Regions from separate parts of the Homo sapiens genome. Here region 2 is linked to region 1. A link is an interaction called in ENCODE POLR2A ChIA-PET data of the cell type or tissue named here. Cell type or tissue: Panc1. All regions are shown on one strand. Each heading gives the region's core, and the rest is flanking DNA. Links, peaks and the distances in the headings are about the cores only.

Region 1 (2,908 bases), core at 160-2,659:
CACTACAGAAAAATCACAGGCTACAGAGAAGCAACAAGAAGAAAGTAAGAAAACACTCATAATCCCACCCACACAAAGACAACTACTGCGAATACCTCGGGGTAGATTTTTCTAGAGCTGTATGTGTGTGAGCGTCTCTGCAGATATTTATAAAAGAGCACACACTCACTGCCCCGGTTCAGGCCTGTTGTCCTATAAGCTGAGTTTTCCTGTCACTCTAGACTGCAAAATCTCAGTGTCCTGAGTTGTTTTAGCCTCTGCAAGGGATGCTGGGGAGCCTGAAGTGAAACCCCCAGACACTGGGGTCAGACGGGCCTATGGTCAAAAACACTTTGTAGTACATGACCTTGCGTATTGGTTTGCTGGGGCATGCTATAGCAACATACCGCAGATGGGCGGCTTGAACAAAAGAAATTAATTTTCTTACAGTTCTGGAGGCTGGAAATCCAAGACCGAGATGTCAGCCAGGATGGTTTCTATTGAGGTCTGTCTTGGCTTGTAGATGGCCACCTTCTTACTGTGTCCTTATATGGTCTTTCCTTTGTGTGTCTGTATCCTGATCTCTTCTTTAGGGACACTAGTCATATTGGATCAGGGCCCACCCTAATGACCTCATTTCAATGTACTCACCTCTTTCCAGGCCCTATCTCCAAACAACCCGCATTTCCTCAAAAATGCGGACTTCAACATGTCTTTTGGGGGAACAAAGACTTTTGGGGAACAAAGTCTTTGGAGGAACACAGGTCAGACCATGATGCCTTGCCCAGCTCACTCCAAACATGCTGAGCCTCAGTGTCTTCGTCGATGAAATGGGGTGAGTGGTCATATTCATGTAAGAGGAGTGTTAGGATGACCAAATCAGGTCGTCCTGATAATTCACTTGCCTGGCCCCTGGCCCCCGGAGCAAGTGCCCCAATGTCACTCCCTGCTCTTCTTGCTCCCCTGCAGGTGGATCAGAGGGGGCCATGGACCTCCTGGTACCTCTTCACCCCTTTGCTCACCAGTTTGGTTATTCCCTCCAGGTAAGTTCCTAGAGGAGAGTTGCTGGATGGAAGGTGGAGATGCCAGCCTGAGCCCTGAAAGTGCACCTGCCCACCCCCATCGGGGTGGGTAGATGGATGTGCCCCCAGCCCCATCCTCAGGCCTCCCATGGCTCCTCCCCATCTGACTGCCTGCCCCACCTTACTGTCAGAGGCTTCTGTCCCCAAAGGCTCAGCAGAGTTGCAAGCTGGTGCCTAAAGCTCTTCTCAAGCTGGCTGGGCCCCTTTCTGCCTCTCCCCTTCTTCATTGCCCTTGTCACCCTCCTGCTTTGTAGCCGCACTGAGGACTCCTTGCTTTCTGAACATGACATACACCTTCAGGCCTCCAGGGCTTTGCACTGGCAGTGCCCTCTGCCAGGGATGCCCTTCCTTCTATCTATGCCGTCCTGGGGAGCCACCTGTGCCTTCGAGGGGCAAATAAGACCCTTTCTATGAACTCTTTTAATGCCCCTCCTCTCTCTCCTTGCTCAAGGCTAAACCATCTGCTAAGGCCACACTGGACCTTGAAAAGATACTAATTGTGAGGGTGATGGCAACTGCGACACCAGCAATGGCTGTCTCCTCACTCTGTTCCCCACTGATCCCAGCATTCCTCAAGGGGCCTCAGCCATCCAGATGGTGCCAGGCACAAATCAACCTACAGGTGCAGACCTGCTCAGATTAGATGGATTGACAGGTGAGGGGGCCAGGGTAGGAACGGCATGAGAACAGAGTACGTATGTGTGTGTGTGTGGGTGGGGGGGTGGTGGTGTCATCAAACACTATGTGGCATGATTGCAATTAGGGAAAATATGTTTGAGAATGTGCTTGTTCTCATCTGAGAATATTACATATTGGATGGTCAATATGTGAAATAGAATCTGGAGAGAAACGCACCCAACAGTCACCAGGGGCTGTCCTGGTTGAGGGAGGAATGGGGATGATCAGGTGGTGGCTTGCAAACATTTTTGATCCCTCAGGAGAAATACGCTTCATTTCAACCACCTGGTACACACACATACACATGCTCACACATACACTCCCACATACACATATGCACACACACTCACTCACACGTGATAGGTATAACTGAAGCCAAAGTTGCAGAAACTCCAGCTACCCTAGGTGAAATGTACGCTGCTATTCTTACTGTGTTTATTTTATTTCATTCTTCCAATTATTGACTTGATTATTGACTTGATTCCAATTATTGACAGATTATTGACTTGATCTGATAAATTGATTTCATGCCCCGCTGCTGGGCCCTGATTTATAGTTTGAAAGCTCCTGCTCTGAGGGAGGGTTTGCATTTTCTGCTCTGTGTTCTTCTGTTTTTAAAATTTAATATGGAGGATGGATTCAACTATTGTCTTTGTAATTTTTCACTTAAAAATAAAGGGAGAGAGAGGGAGCAATGGGAAAATACAAAACAATAAAAGTCAAACAGGCTTCCTGAAGGCAGCTCAGCAAAATGCGGCAAAACAGATCTCTTTAAAGGTGTACATACTTCTCGTCGGAGCTGCTTCACTTTAAGACACGTTACTAGCTGGGGTAACCGGGTACAGAGCTGCGCTCATAGGCTGCTGACCCCGACTTTGTTTGTAATAATGAAACATCCCTAACATCTGGGATGCCCACACATGGACCCCTGCTGGTCATCCAATTGAGTGCGATGCGCGGCTATTCAAGACTTATTTATGGACACGGAAAGAAGGGTGCAGGAAAGAAGGGGCGCCCTGGGATTAAGAAGTTACTGGCAGGCTACAAAAGTATAACACCACCCTGCCCTTGTTTTCAAAATATGTATTTGCAAGTGTGAGGGAGAGGGACACAGAGAGACAAGTGTGGAGTGAGGGGGCTCCACACGCAGGAAGAGTTGGGTTGGTTTT
Region 2 (2,908 bases), core at 241-2,740, 54 kb after region 1:
CAGATGTCTCTCGAGGAGAGGCAAGACCTCAGTTGGAGCCCTTGGCACATAGCCACAGCAAACAACTTGTCCTCATTCTCATTGAGTAACTGCAGTTAGACCCTTTAGTCTGTCCAGGCCATTTCAGGTTAGTGGGGCTGCCTATAGCCCAGGTAGGGCAGCCCAGGACCCAGGGCTCACTACCCCAGGCCAAGCCTCCGTGTCTGTGGGCTGGAGCCTGGACATGGAGGGGGCCCGTGGGCTGGCAGGGCCAGGAGCGCTGAGTCTGCGCAGTGCCTGTTCTGGGGGCTGGCTTTCCAACCTGCCAGGGGAGACAGGAATGGGGCTGAGGGTCTCACTGTGGCAGCCACATGCTAAGGGAGGTGCAGGGGAGCCCTCAGTCAGGGCAGGCTGATCCACATTGGAGGCCAATGCCAGGATGTCTGTCCTTCCATCTGCTGCTGGCCGCATGGGACCAGAGAGGCCTCCATCTGAGGAGGGTGGGGGCTGGTCCTAGGACAGGAGGGAGCAGTGGGGTGGGGCCGAGTCAGGGAGGGAGGGGAGCTCCAGCCGCACCCCCGTCCCCCATGGTGTGAGACCTTGGCAGGCCCTTCCCTCCCATCATCTCCTCACTTGCAATGTGGGCACCCTGTGCCCCATCCTGTGGGTTCTGTTGTAGGAACAAAATGAGATGATTCAGACGAAGTCCCAGGCCCGTGGATTTCGCAAACAATTAAAATTTCAAAAATCAACTTTAGTTCCTGTCGTAGGGTGCCAAGTTCGTATTTTGCCAAGTTAAGAGCATTGAAAACAAAAACAAAATGCCAGCTACCCTTGACTGGTACCGTCACTCCACAAAGGAACAGTATTTGGATGCAAAAAGGGTTGGAGCCCATCTCAGGGCGATAGGTGGCCCTCTAGGGAGACAGCAGCAGCATGGGACATGCTTGACCTCACCTTACTTTGTCCTTCACCTCTGGGACTGGGTTTGGGGGCCCCACACGGCCTACAGCTCAGTGGGTGCTCTCTTTGCAGGGCTGGCGTTGTGGTGCCTGCTCCTGCAGGCTGACCCAGGGTGGGGTGGCGATGAGAAGCGCAGACTCCACAGACTGGTATTCAAGGCCCCAAATCCTAATCCCCTCCAACTTCCCAGGCCCCTCTTGCATTCTGAGGCCCCAAGCACCTCAGAGGCTTTCACTGGGGAGAATGAGATCCCGGGAGAGGCGCATCCTGCAGGGTTGCTGTGGGTCCCCTGCATGTGGACGTTCTAGTCCATTCTGGCCCCAGACAAGATCAAAGGCCCTCCTCACTGTGATCCAGGCTTAAAGCCAGATTCCCACGGGGGCGGGTAGCGGGAGAGCACTCAGTGGCTGCTTCCGCACCTTTCTGGAAGTGGTCTCTGATTGAAAGGGTCCCCTGCTCCATGTGATGAATCCAGATGCCTTCCCAGGTGCATCCCATCCAACTCTCAGCAAAGGTGGCGCAGTTTGGAAGAAGATTCGGGCCACATGGGGGCCGTCTAAGAGATGAGGAGTCTAACGTGCAAACGCCTGACCAGCAGGTGTTTGTAGGTACCTGAGTGCCTTGCAGCCCTGGTGGCTCTCCTGGGTGAGAACTGAGCCCCACAGAGGCAGAGTCCCTTACTTGCAATCACCCAGGAGGAGTATGGCACAGCTGAGGTCCCAACACCATCTGCCCTGTGGGGTGACCAAGGCAGAGGACGGAAACTCAGGTCACAGCCTTTTACCAGCAGAGCAACAGCTGTGGGCAGAGGTGAGCATCCCTTGCTTCCTTTAAAGCTCGTGGACTCTCGTGCTTCTTCCTGGAGGCAGGGACTCCAGTATCCCAGATGGGCTTGGAAGGATAATCCAGGCAGGACCCCCAGGTGTGGGATCTGCATTACCAGCATCACACATGCTGGCACACACACAGCTAGCAGTGCCCCAGACGCCTAAGACCAGGTTTCCCTGGGCATCGGGAAGGTGTGTGGAGAAGGTCCCGTCCTCCACCTGGGGCCTGTCGGCCACACTGAGCTGCAGGGGAGGGAACACCATCAGCAGCCAGGCCCGGGTTCCAGTCTCAGGTCCTTTATTTCCCCACTCTGTAACCTTGGGTGGTCCCTGGCCTGAGCCTGGGCTTCCTCACCTGTAACTCCTGCACCCATCGCAGGGCCTGGTGGACGGCAGCTGCTCAGCGTGGCCAGGCTGAGCGGATGCGGTGGGCTTGGCACTCCTGAGGCCTGGGATGGCTCTCCTCCTGGCCTGCCCCCACTGCCTGGCCTGCTCAGCCACGGCCTGCTCCGCTGCCGTGGACTCCAGCTGCCCCCCAATGAGGACGCCCGAGAGATGTTCCTGTTCCCACACCACACCCGAGGAGCAGGAAGCCGGGGGTCCCCCGGGAGCAGGCCTCTTCAGAGGCCTTCATTAGTGGCGGGAATGTTTATGCAGCACACGCCACTGAAATTGGCCAAGGAGCTGCCCAGCTCGGCTCAGGCAGTTCACTTTACACCTCAGTGAGTCAGGGGGAGAAAATCCAGCCGCTAGGGGGTTGTGGGGCATGGGGTGGACCTGGGCCGGGGTGGGGGGTGATGAGAACCATGAGGCTGGTGCCGTCTTACCCGACGGGTCTGTGAGGGGCTGGCAGTGGCTTTTCTGGGCCAGGAAGGAAAGGAAGGAAGCAGATGTTGCAGAGGGGGAGGCTGAGCTGCAATGAAGTCTCACCAAGGCCTCCGCAACCCCATGGGGGTCTCGGGAGCTGGGACAGCCCTTCAGAATGGTTCTAAGTATGGCCGAAGGGGGTGGCCTTTATGCTGTCACACTGACCAGTCACTGGATGTGGGCTGCCCCCCGAGAAGGCATGGCCATGTGCAGCTTTCTTCAGCCAACTCAGTCCCAGAGGCCTGAGAGCTGAGGGTGGTGGACTGGCAGCA

What was found. Peaks named below come from ENCODE experiments on the same cell type or tissue, not always from the same donor. Only the 100,000 strongest peaks of a DNase experiment are listed, where the experiment ranks them.
Region 2: POLR2A ChIA-PET joins it to region 1 with 5 read pairs; 2 of 35 experiments call an interaction of 5 or more read pairs at or near these places.

The regions. Positions count from the first base shown.
Region 1 is chr14:101,565,455-101,568,362 of GRCh38, reverse strand. It overlaps LOC105370675 (a long non-coding RNA gene), which reads left to right and starts at 519. Exons shown (of 3, transcript XR_944225.3): 1 at 519-814; 2 at 949-1,022; 3 at 1,513-1,575. In Panc1, for the core only: no CTCF peak of the experiment used is centred there; no DNase peak of the experiment used is centred there.
Region 2 is chr14:101,511,744-101,514,651 of GRCh38, reverse strand. No RefSeq gene overlaps it. Among named protein-coding and RNA genes, the nearest start is that of LINC03117, 37 kb to the right of the region's middle. In Panc1, for the core only: no CTCF peak of the experiment used is centred there; no DNase peak of the experiment used is centred there.